Regions from separate parts of the Mus musculus genome. Here region 2 is linked to region 1. Evidence: chromatin contacts called from ENCODE Hi-C or POLR2A ChIA-PET data. All regions are on one chromosome and are shown on one strand. Each heading gives the region's core, a stretch centred on a gene start or an enhancer-like site at or near the end of the contact. The rest is flanking DNA. Distances are from core to core; before and after follow the strand shown.

What was found. A loop is a pair of places that touch in the nucleus more often than their neighbours do. ChIA-PET counts read pairs that join two places held with the same protein, here RNA polymerase II (POLR2A).
Region 2: a map of heart shows a loop between it and region 1 (3-fold over the local background). The contact joins the promoter of Sfpq here to the promoter of Clspn in region 1. A Hi-C loop is called at or near these places in 3 of 37 maps with a recorded cell type or tissue (heart and left cerebral cortex). POLR2A ChIA-PET finds 5 or more read pairs at or near these places in 1 of 5 experiments (embryonic stem cell).

The regions. Positions count from the first base shown.
Region 1 is chr4:126,554,306-126,559,440 of GRCm38, forward strand. It overlaps Clspn (claspin), which reads left to right and starts at 2,675. Exons shown (of 26, transcript NM_175554.4): 1 at 2,675-2,832; 2 at 4,903-5,011. The coding sequence starts at 2,809.
Region 2 is chr4:127,019,274-127,024,408 of GRCm38, forward strand. It overlaps Sfpq (splicing factor proline/glutamine rich (polypyrimidine tract binding protein associated)), which reads left to right and starts at 2,028. Exons shown (of 10, transcript NM_023603.3): 1 at 2,028-2,947; 2 at 3,543-3,731; 3 at 3,994-4,295; 4 at 4,401-4,496. The coding sequence starts at 2,144.

The DNA.
Region 1 (5,135 bases), core at 1,425-3,924:
GAAATTAAATTATGAAAAAAAAAGTTTGAAGTTCAGTGCTTGGTGATATAAGTATTCCATTCTACTACCAAAGACAAGTTTGATTAAATAACTCTTCGAACAATCTTACAGAGATTCTCCTTTTCAACTACATCCCAAGCCTTCTTTACATGGCTTCAGATAAGAAGAGTAGGGTATCGGGATGCTGAAAAGATGGCTTAGAGGCTAAGAGCACTTGCTGCTCTCACCTCTGCCTAGTGATTTACAGTCCCTTTAACTCCAGCTTCAGAGGATTCTAGTCCCAGACTCCACATGCTAGAAGGAGAATACACGTTGTTATCAGTCCTCCACATGGGCCAGGGCCTTCCCTCCACCAAAAAAAAAAAAAAAAAAAAGTAGAATAACATTACTGAAACTTACCACTGGGTGGCAGTGTTTCTCCATAAATAAGGTGTCACAGGCCTTTGGATTAAATCAGTTCATAAATTCTACAGAATTATAGTAAAGCTATAGTAACATGATTGACTCTTTTTCGAAAAGAAAAGAAATATAGAGACATATCAGGGAGGGAGAGCATTTATTTAGCATGGATGAGGGCACCGGCTTTGATTCTCAGCACAAAACCAAGAGTCAAAAATAGCATTGTAGGCATCTCTTCAAGCTTTTCTTACTCTTTAGCTCGATTTTGTTCATTTCCGTGGAACAAATAATAACAGAACACTTGAGAATGGCACGAATGTGTTAAGTTCCATTTTTCTCATGTACTTGTAATCTCGGCATATTTATTTATTTATTTATTTATTTATTTATGTGTGTGTGTGTGTGTGTGTGTATGTGAGAGAGAGAGAGAGAGAGAGAGAGAGAGACATATGCTAGTGCTGCATACGACATATGTGTGGAGATCAGAGGATAACTTTGAGGAGTCTCTCCTTCCCGTCCACTGTGGGTTCTAGGGACAGAACTCGCCTAGGCTCTAGGGTGGTTGAGGCCTCTGCTGTAAGCACCTTCACCTGCTGATCCATCTTGCTGGCCTAGAACTGATTTGTGTATACTGATTCTGTGTGCTATGTCAAGATCCAAAGTGCCTAATTTTAGAAGTACAGGCTAACAGATGAAAGTCATTTTTATTCATTTTGGTGTTTATGGGTATTTTGCTTGAATGTATGTCTGTGCTCCACATCCATGCCTGTTGCCCATGGAGACCAGAAAAGGGTATCAGGGCTCCTGGAACTGGAGTTATGAATAGTTTTGAGCTGCCATGTTGGTGATAGGAGTTGAACCAGGGTCCTCTGGAAAAGCAACCAGTGATCTTAACCTCTGAACTGTCGTTCCAGCCCTCAGAAATAATTCTTTAGACAGAAGTGTAATTTGGGGCAACAGAACAGGAGAAGGGAGATTTTGGAGGATGCTCTCGGTGAGCCTGGAAATCATAAAGAGCAGGTGACAGTGGACGCGAGACGATCACATTACTTCCCTTACACGCTTCCTCCAAAGATTAAGAGAATGATGATTATAAAATTCTGCCCATTGTTTGTCACAAACTGTATGGCCAATAAAAGTCAGTCCTCCAAATGCTGGAGGAAGTGCTACAGATAGATGCATATTTGTGAATCATTGATGTATACGGTCATAGTAAAATAGCCTTTTTTTTTTTAAAAAGGGGGTAAAATATGAGGATGGGACTCTTTTTTGTATTTTTTGGAAGCCTGGAGATTATACCAGGGAGGGCCTCATGCAAACTAACTAAGCAAGAGCTCTACTACTGAGCTGCATCCCCAGCTCAAGACCCTTAGGGGTGTAGAAGTGGGCGGAGATGTGGAGAAATGGAGTTGTTTTTTATCTGAATGTGTATTCAGATAAAGGGGAGACCAGTGTCAGAGGTGACTGTCATCCCTCGTATCCTCTGAGGAGATTCTAGGGATGTGAGGTTTTCCGTGCTAAACCTGGGAAAGTCCTAAGCAAACTGGACAGAGTTGGTCACCATACCAGAATAGGTGAAGGGGGGTGGGGGGAGTTAGAGAGGAGGGGGGTTTGGGTGGGATGGAGGATAATAAATACTCAGATCTTTCTTTCCCTGTGCCAGCTGGTCTCTTTATAATAACTTTGTAAGGAGTTTTAACACTGGCTTGACCATTCAGAAGACAAAAGACAAGTCAGCTGGGACAATACAGTCCAGAAAGGACATTCTTGCCTGCCTATAGAACATGGGGAAGAAAGGACAGAGAATCGACCCGAAGAGGTAAAAACATTAACTCTGCAGGTTAGGATTGCTCCAGGGATGAACTGATGGAGAAAGCCTCCACTGGGGTCTAAGGTTCCCTCAGCAAAAAATTCAGGTGTGGGACACTCCCAGAATCCTGGGAACTTCTTCCCAGTTCACTTCCTGCATTGAAATTTCTCTCCTCTAATTGCATACGGTACGACCCATCGAACGAAGACATAGGTCAAAAGTCCAAGAACATCATTCGCAAGATACCTTCTTTCTAAGCCATAGCGCGGGATCTCTTCGCTCCCCGAGAACCCCCAGACACCCCAAAGCCACTCCTAGATCTGTTTGACAAGAGCAGCCGCAACCCGCCAAACCAACGCAAATTACATTTGCCGGGCAGGCAGGAGGCGCCTCCTGATTGGCAGGGCGATAGGGGTGGGGCCTCGGAGGGAAACCCTCCCTCGGATTGGTGCAAACCCTCAAGGTTGAGCGTTGTACCGCGTCTGGGCGCGAAAGCTCGAACTTCGCTGCCGAGCTGGAGACGGCGGGAGCTGTCGCCGTCAAGTTGAGGTTACTGCAGACACGTTCTCCTGGAGCTGTGCGGAAGGGAGGCCGGAATCATGACCGGCGAGGTGGGTTCTGAGGTGAGTTTAGGCTCTGGTCCGGGCTGTGGAGGCCTTTCGCTGAGGGCCGAGTGGGACAGTCAACCCAGCAGGGCCAGAGCGCCGAGCCGGGAGGACTACAATTCCCGGCGTGCACCGCTCCGAGACCACTGGACTGAGTCTGGGGGCCTCTGGAGGGTCTCCATCTGGCTTCCCGCGCTCAGTCCCCACAGCTTCTGGTTCGGCGGCGCGCGCTGTTGTCCGCCCAGCCGGGTCCTCAGCTTGTCACTGCAGCCCGCCTTGCTCTTTGGCGCGTTTCCTGCCGCGCAAGCTCCCTTTACAGCATCCCCACAAAAAAAAAAAAAAAAAAAAAAAAAAAAAAGGCCTTGGCCAGCCTGGCCTGGAAGTTGTGGGGTGGGAGTCTCTGTAAGCACAGGGTGAGGGGTATAAGCAGTTGGAACTCTGGTTCTGGAAGGAACTTGTAAGGGTGTCGCGCGTGGGCCCACAGTCTTTGCCTACAGTGGCCTGGCTCACAGCGTCCTTCCAGTAGCTGGTGACTCACTAGTGGAATTTGGCCATAGAAAACCTTTTCCGTGATCTGTGTTCTTTTCTGGAGCCAGGACTAGGGCCAAATAGTTGCCTTAAGAACAGATTTAATGGGGGTACCAGAAAAACCTAATCACCAAAGGAAAGCCTTTTTGTTGTTGTTGTTGTTGTTGTTGTTTTTTTTTTTTTTTTTTTTTTGAGACAGGGTTTCTCTGTGTAGCCCTGGCCGCCCTGGAACTCACTCTGTAGACCAGGCTGGTCTCGAACTCAGAAATCCTCCTGCCTCTGCCGAGTGCTGGGATTAAAGGCGTGCGCCCCCACGCCTGGCTATGAAAGCCTTATTTTGACATGAAGTTTTCACGATTAGATATTGAACAAAATAACAGACTTTAATCAAGATCTCGTTGTGCACCAACCTGTCTTTTTGCCTCACTAGGATTTTTTTAAAAAGCCTTAATTTAAATAACATTATTTTCAAAAGGTGGCTGACTTCATAAGCCACACTTTTGCTGACTCTTACTAGAAAGAGAGAAAGAAAGAAAGAAAGAAAGAAAGAAAACAAACATAAAAGTAGGAGACAAAGACAGGGAGGCAAAGTTAGAAGAATGGTATGTGAGCACAATTATGACATGAGTGAGTGTGTGTGTGTGTGTGTGTGACTATCACAGTGGGATCTGAAGGATGGCTCATAAATAAAGACATTTGTTTTGAAGCCTGACAGCGTGACTTCTATCCCCAGGACTCACCTAGTAGAAGAGATTAGATTTTTGCAAGTTGTCCTCTGTCTTCCTTCGGTGCTCTATAGCACACCACTCCCTCTCTAAATGTGCCTACACACACATGCAAAATAATGAAAAGGGGGGCTAGAGTGGTGGCTCATCTGGTAAGAGCACTTGCTGCTCCTCCAGAGGACCTGGATTTGGTTCCTGTCACCCACAACCATCTGTAATTCCAGTTCCAGAGAATCCAGTGTCCTCTTCTGACTTTCATGAGTATCAGGTTTGCACTCAGTGCCCTTACATACATACAGGGAAAATACTCCTACACATAAACAAAGTAAATCTTTTTAAAAAAAAATTTAAAAGGGACTGGAGAGATGGCTCAGTGGTTAAGAGCCCTTGCTGTTCTTGCAGAGAATCCTAGTTCAATTCCCAGTGTCCACATCATGACTGTAACTACGGCTCTAGGGTGTCTCATGAACATTTTGACCTCTACAGGCACTTCATGAATATGGTGCACAGACATATATGCAGATGAAACACTTATAAAATTAATACATCTTCTTTTCAATTGAAAAAACCCGAAAAACCAAGCGAATCTGATTTGTGCAATCGATGTGTTTAATAAAAGTAAATGGAGCTGTTCAGTTAGTATCCTGTAGCAATTAGTCTCGGTTTGTGTGTGTTTGGTTTTGGTTTTGGTCTGTGACTTTAAATGTCATCTGTGTGTTACACTGTCCCGTTTTGGTTCTTCCCAGTTGCAGCTGATGTCCCCACACTGTGTGTCCCCATATATACTCAGCTCTGTCTCCTCCTTGTTAATGCTAGGTTTATTCTCATTCTCTAGGTTAACCTGGAAGTCAACGATCTAAAACTTCTTTCACAAGAAGCAGCAGACAGTCCTGTAGACAGTGGACAGGGCAGCTTTGAAACACTCGAGCCCTTGAGTGAAAGAGGTTTGTAATATATGTTATGTTAATTTTAGGAATAGAATGTGGGGTCCTGGGTTGTGAGTGATTTCAGTTAATCTCATTATTTTCTTGACTTATCGAATTAAATTGTTAGTGCCCCAACTTTATT
Region 2 (5,135 bases), core at 778-3,277, 460 kb after region 1:
ATAGTGAGCTCCAGCACAGCCAGGGTTATACAGAGATAAAAATAAAAATAAGGAGACACAATAACTAGGAGGGGCATTAAAGGGTATAGGTATCAGGAAGCTGCGGGTGAAGGGTTGTGTCTGCATGGTAGACAGTTGCCTCCCTTGGTTTTCAAGGTCTGAGGGAAGAATGGGGGTTGTAGTTTGTGGGCACATGCATCTGTGGACATGTGTGGACCCCAAGGTCAACTTAGTTTTCAGGAGTTGGTTCTCTCCTTTCACCTTGTGGGTCTGAGTGACTGAACTCAAACTGTCAAGCTGGTAGCCGGACCTGTATGTGATGAACCAACCATCCTCCTGGCTCAACACTATTGGGGTTGGGAAATCTGAAGGAAAAGAGATGCTGCCAGCTGCTTGTTTTCATACCAGTACTTATTGATACCTAAATATCATAAAACAAAAGAAAACAACAACAAAACATTAGTGTTGTGGGCTGAGAGTTGAATCTAGGGCCTCAAGCCCTTTATGACTGAGTTATGGCCTCAGCCATGCATAAACATTTTTTTTTTTCAACAGTGTTTCACTATGTATCTTTCTTGCTGGCCTGAAACTCACTGTGTAGACCAGGCTGGCCTAGAACTCAAGAGATATGACTGCTTCTACCACATGCCTGATGGGATCAAAGGCATGCACCAGCCCCATCCCGGTTAAAACCCAATGTTCATGAAGCTTTAAAGGGAGGGAATAAAAAGGAAATCTCGGCTGACCTGGTGGATGCATGCTTTTAGTCCCAGCACCTGGGAGGCAGAGGCAGGTGGAGGGCTGAGTTTGAGGCCAGTCTGGTCTACAGAAGTAGTTCTAGGACAGCCAGGGCTATGCAGAGTAACCCCGTCTTGAACAAAATCAAAAACAATTTCCTCTCCCATGATTTGTGCTTGTAAATTGTTACTGTACACACACATGGAGTCACATCTACCTCATTTACCCTTCTGCTGGAGAATAAAGTGAGTCTTCTGCATGTCACACAAGCCAGAACCCCAAAGGCTGTGTCCTCAGCTCTCTCCATACTTTTCCCTCTTGGACAAAGACTGCATTCACTCAAACCTAATGGCAAATTTTATAGTATTACAACAAACGTGTTGCTATGAAATAATGTTTTTTTTTTTCCCTTTTTTTTTTTTTTTTTTTTTTTTTTTTGGTTTTTCAAGACAGGGTTTCTCTGTATAGCCCTGGCTGTCCTGGAACTCACACCCGGCTTCCTTTTTCTTAAATCTTTACTTTTATTTATTCATTAATTTTTTTGGAGGCAGGGTTTCTTTGTGCAGTCCTGGCTGTCCTGGAATTTACTATGCAGCCCAGGCTGGCTTTGAACTTGGAGTCCTTTCTGCTTCCAGAGTGCTAGGATTAAAGGCATATGCCAAAACAACCGGGGCTTCTATTTTATTTTATTATTTTTATTTTATTACGTTTCATGTAGCCCAAGCTGGTTTTGAACTCAATGTAATTGATAATGTAAAGATAAACTTGCAGTCCTGATTACTAGTGCCTCCTCCTCCCAAATTTTGGGCTCACGTGTTTGCCAATCTGCTAGCCTTTGATAGGGTTTCAATAAAAGTAAAACCGTTGAGATTAAACTCTGTGAAATTGACTCTAACTTCATTGGCGTAGGAATAAGAGACAGCACAAGTTCAATTTATAACCTTGAACCCAGCGAAGATGTTAGCCAAGAATAGCGGACTACTCATAAGAGGAAAGAAAATAGCCTTTCAGCGCTATCAGGAGCTGATAGGGCCCTGGATATTTAATTTCACGCGAAAGTTGCAGGGCATGCCCATTCAAATTTCTTCCAACAAATCACAAAGGCGTATAGACACTTTCTTATCCGTTTATTGGTCAAATGGAAATCCCAGCCCTCCCTACCTCCCGCCTCTCACTAGGGAGCCAATTGGAAAAACTTAGGTTTCATCATCAAGTACTGTACTTGCTATTGGCTGTCCGAGCTGTCAATCTAGGGAAGGCGGGCCAGGCCGAACTGTCCTATTTAAGAAGAGGACAAAGGCGGCGCGCAGCTTGTGTCGTCCGCCATTTTGTGCTCAGCAAGGTGGCAACCACGTTCCCTGAGCGACTTCTCCGCTTCTGCCTCGACCGCCCCTTGACTACAGCTATGTCTCGGGATCGGTTCCGGAGTCGCGGTGGCGGCGGTGGAGGCTTTCACCGGCGTGGAGGAGGTGGCGGCCGCGGCGGCCTTCACGACTTCCGCTCTCCGCCGCCGGGCATGGGCCTCAACCAGAACCGCGGCCCCATGGGCCCGGGCCCTGGCGGCCCGAAGCCGCCGCTCCCGCCTCCACCTCCTCACCAGCAGCAGCAGCAGCCGCCGCCGCAGCAGCCTCCGCCGCAGCAGCCGCCGCCGCACCAGCAGCCGCCGCCGCACCAGCCGCCCCATCAACAGCCCCCGCCTCCGCCGCAGGAATCCAAGCCCGTCGTCCCCCAAGGCCCCGGCTCGGCGCCGGGGGTGAGCAGTGCGCCTCCGCCGGCGGTCTCGGCTCCGCCCGCCAACCCCCCGACCACCGGCGCCCCTCCGGGCCCTGGTCCAACCCCGACTCCGCCGCCCGCCGTCCCCTCCACCGCCCCCGGACCGCCTCCCCCATCGACGCCGAGCAGCGGAGTCTCGACCACCCCTCCACAGACCGGCGGCCCTCCGCCACCGCCCGCCGGGGGCGCCGGGCCGGGGCCTAAGCCGGGGCCAGGCCCTGGCGGTCCAAAAGGCGGCAAGATGCCCGGTGGGCCTAAGCCTGGAGGTGGCCCGGGCATGGGCGCTCCTGGTGGCCACCCGAAGCCACCACACCGAGGTGGCGGCGAGCCCCGTGGGGGCCGGCAGCATCATGCGCCCTACCACCAGCAGCACCACCAGGGGCCCCCTCCCGGCGGACCGGGACCGCGCACGGAGGAGAAGATCTCCGACTCGGAGGTGAGCGGGTTCTCGAGCAAAGCCGTCCGTTTCCCTAAGATGGCGGCGCCTGCCTACCCTCGGCGTTTTTTTTTCCTCTTCCCCCCCGCCCGCAGCCTAGAGGGCCTCCATTTTGTCCCCTGCCGGAAGCGCTCCTGCGCATGCTTGCGCAGGCGGGGCGGACGCGCGGCGGGCTGTGGAGGCCGCTAGGGATTGGCTTCCAGCGGGAGGGCATCCTCACGTCTTGGCGGTAATCCGCTAGAGGCTAGCGGTCCGGTCCCTTGGGACCCAACTAGTGCACGTCGGAGGCCTCTGTTTGGGAGAAAACAGGGCAACTTGGTGCTGTCTTCCTAGTCTGCATTTAGAGCTATTTGTTGACGTCAGAGGTGTATTGATTGGCGTTTGCTGATAAAGAGGCGATGTGTTTCAAAGCATTTTGTATACTCTGCTTCATATGGATTAGAGTTAGTGATCCTGTTGGATCCCCAAATATGGTTCAACCTGCTAGCCCTCATGGGAAAAAAGGGAGATCGTTAACGAATGCACGATGGCCTACTTTGGGACCACTAGACTTTTCCTGCTTTGGTGTATGAATTCCGTCCGATTTCTTTATTAGGGATTTAAAGCCAACTTGTCTCTCTTGCGGAGGCCTGGAGAAAAAACTTACACACAGCGCTGTCGGTTGTTTGTGGGGAATCTACCTGCTGATATCACAGAGGATGAATTCAAAAGACTGTTTGCTAAATACGGAGAACCCGGAGAAGTTTTTATCAACAAAGGCAAAGGGTTCGGGTTCATTAAGCTTGTGAGTGTAATTTTTTTCCCTTTTGTGAAAGTTTTTAGGCATGCTTTTAAATGGGAAGAATTAACGAGCCTTTAAGTTTTTTTCATCAATAGAAATCAGAATAGTGTGCATTGGGGCAGGACCTCAAAGACAGACCTTTAGCCCTCGGGGTGTTGGGAGGAGGCTTGAAGAAAGCTCTTAAGCGGTAGAAGTGGGAAGGGTTATTAAAAAATTGAGCACTAGCCAGTTTGGAAGTTGTTAAAAGTATTTCTGATATTTGCAGGAATCTAGAGCCTTGGCTGAAATCGCCAAAGCTGAGCTTGATGATACTCCCATGAGAGGTAGACAGCTTCGGGTTCGATTTGCCACACACGCTGCAGCCCTGTCTGTTCGAAATCTCTCTCCTTATGTTTCCAACGAACTTTTGGAAGAGGCCTTTAGCCAGTTTGGTCCTATTGAAAGGGCTGTTGTAATTGTGGATGATCGCGGAAGATCTACAGGGAAAGGCATTGTTGAGTTTGCTTCCAAGCCAGCAGCAAGAAAAGCATTTGAAAGATGCAGTGAAGGTGTTTTCCTACTGACAACGTAAGTTGTCTTTAGTTCATGCTTTCTTTTTTTTTTTTTTAATAATTTTGAGGGATAGTCGAAATAAAATTGGAAGTTAAGATGAGGAATAATTTCTGTTACTAGGACTCCTCGCCCAGTCATTGTGGAACCACTTGAACAGTTAGATGACGAAGATGGTCTTCCTGAAAAGCTGGCCCAGAAGAATCCAATGTATCAAAAGTAAGACTAAGCTTTTTGGTGCTCTAAAAGAGAAGTTAGTGATTTCTAATTTTGCTTAGAACTTTTTAGAACATTAGAAACTTTTTAGTCTGGGTTTTGGCTGGTTGGTCTAGAATTTTTCTGTTGTCTAGGCTGACTAAAACTCTTGACAGTCTCCTGACTTCTGTCACACAAGTGCCAGGATTATAGGTGTGAGCCATCATGCCAGTGTTATGAATACATTTTACAGTGTTTCTTGAATATGCTTAATACACATCTCTGTCTCATCTATTTTCTTATTTATTTTTTCTTTTTTGAGAACAAGGATTCTCTGTAACCCCCTGGTTGTCCTGGAACTTGCTTTTTAAAGTTCCCACCTTTGTCTGCTTCCCAGAATGCTGGAAATAATAAGGATGTTGCCACCATATCTGGCATAACTTGAAGCTGTTGGATAAAAAGTACATTCACATATGATCCAGATAATGCTAAAGTTAAATGAGAGCTACTTGTTATTGGTGGGGAAAATGAGCCTGGATAAAGAATTTGCTATAGAAAAGGGGGGAAGATGGTGTCTCTTTCCTACATTTCCTACTTCTGTCATTTTCTTTGTGCTCATTTATCCCTATCCTACCCCCACCCCCCACAGGGTTTCTTTGCCTA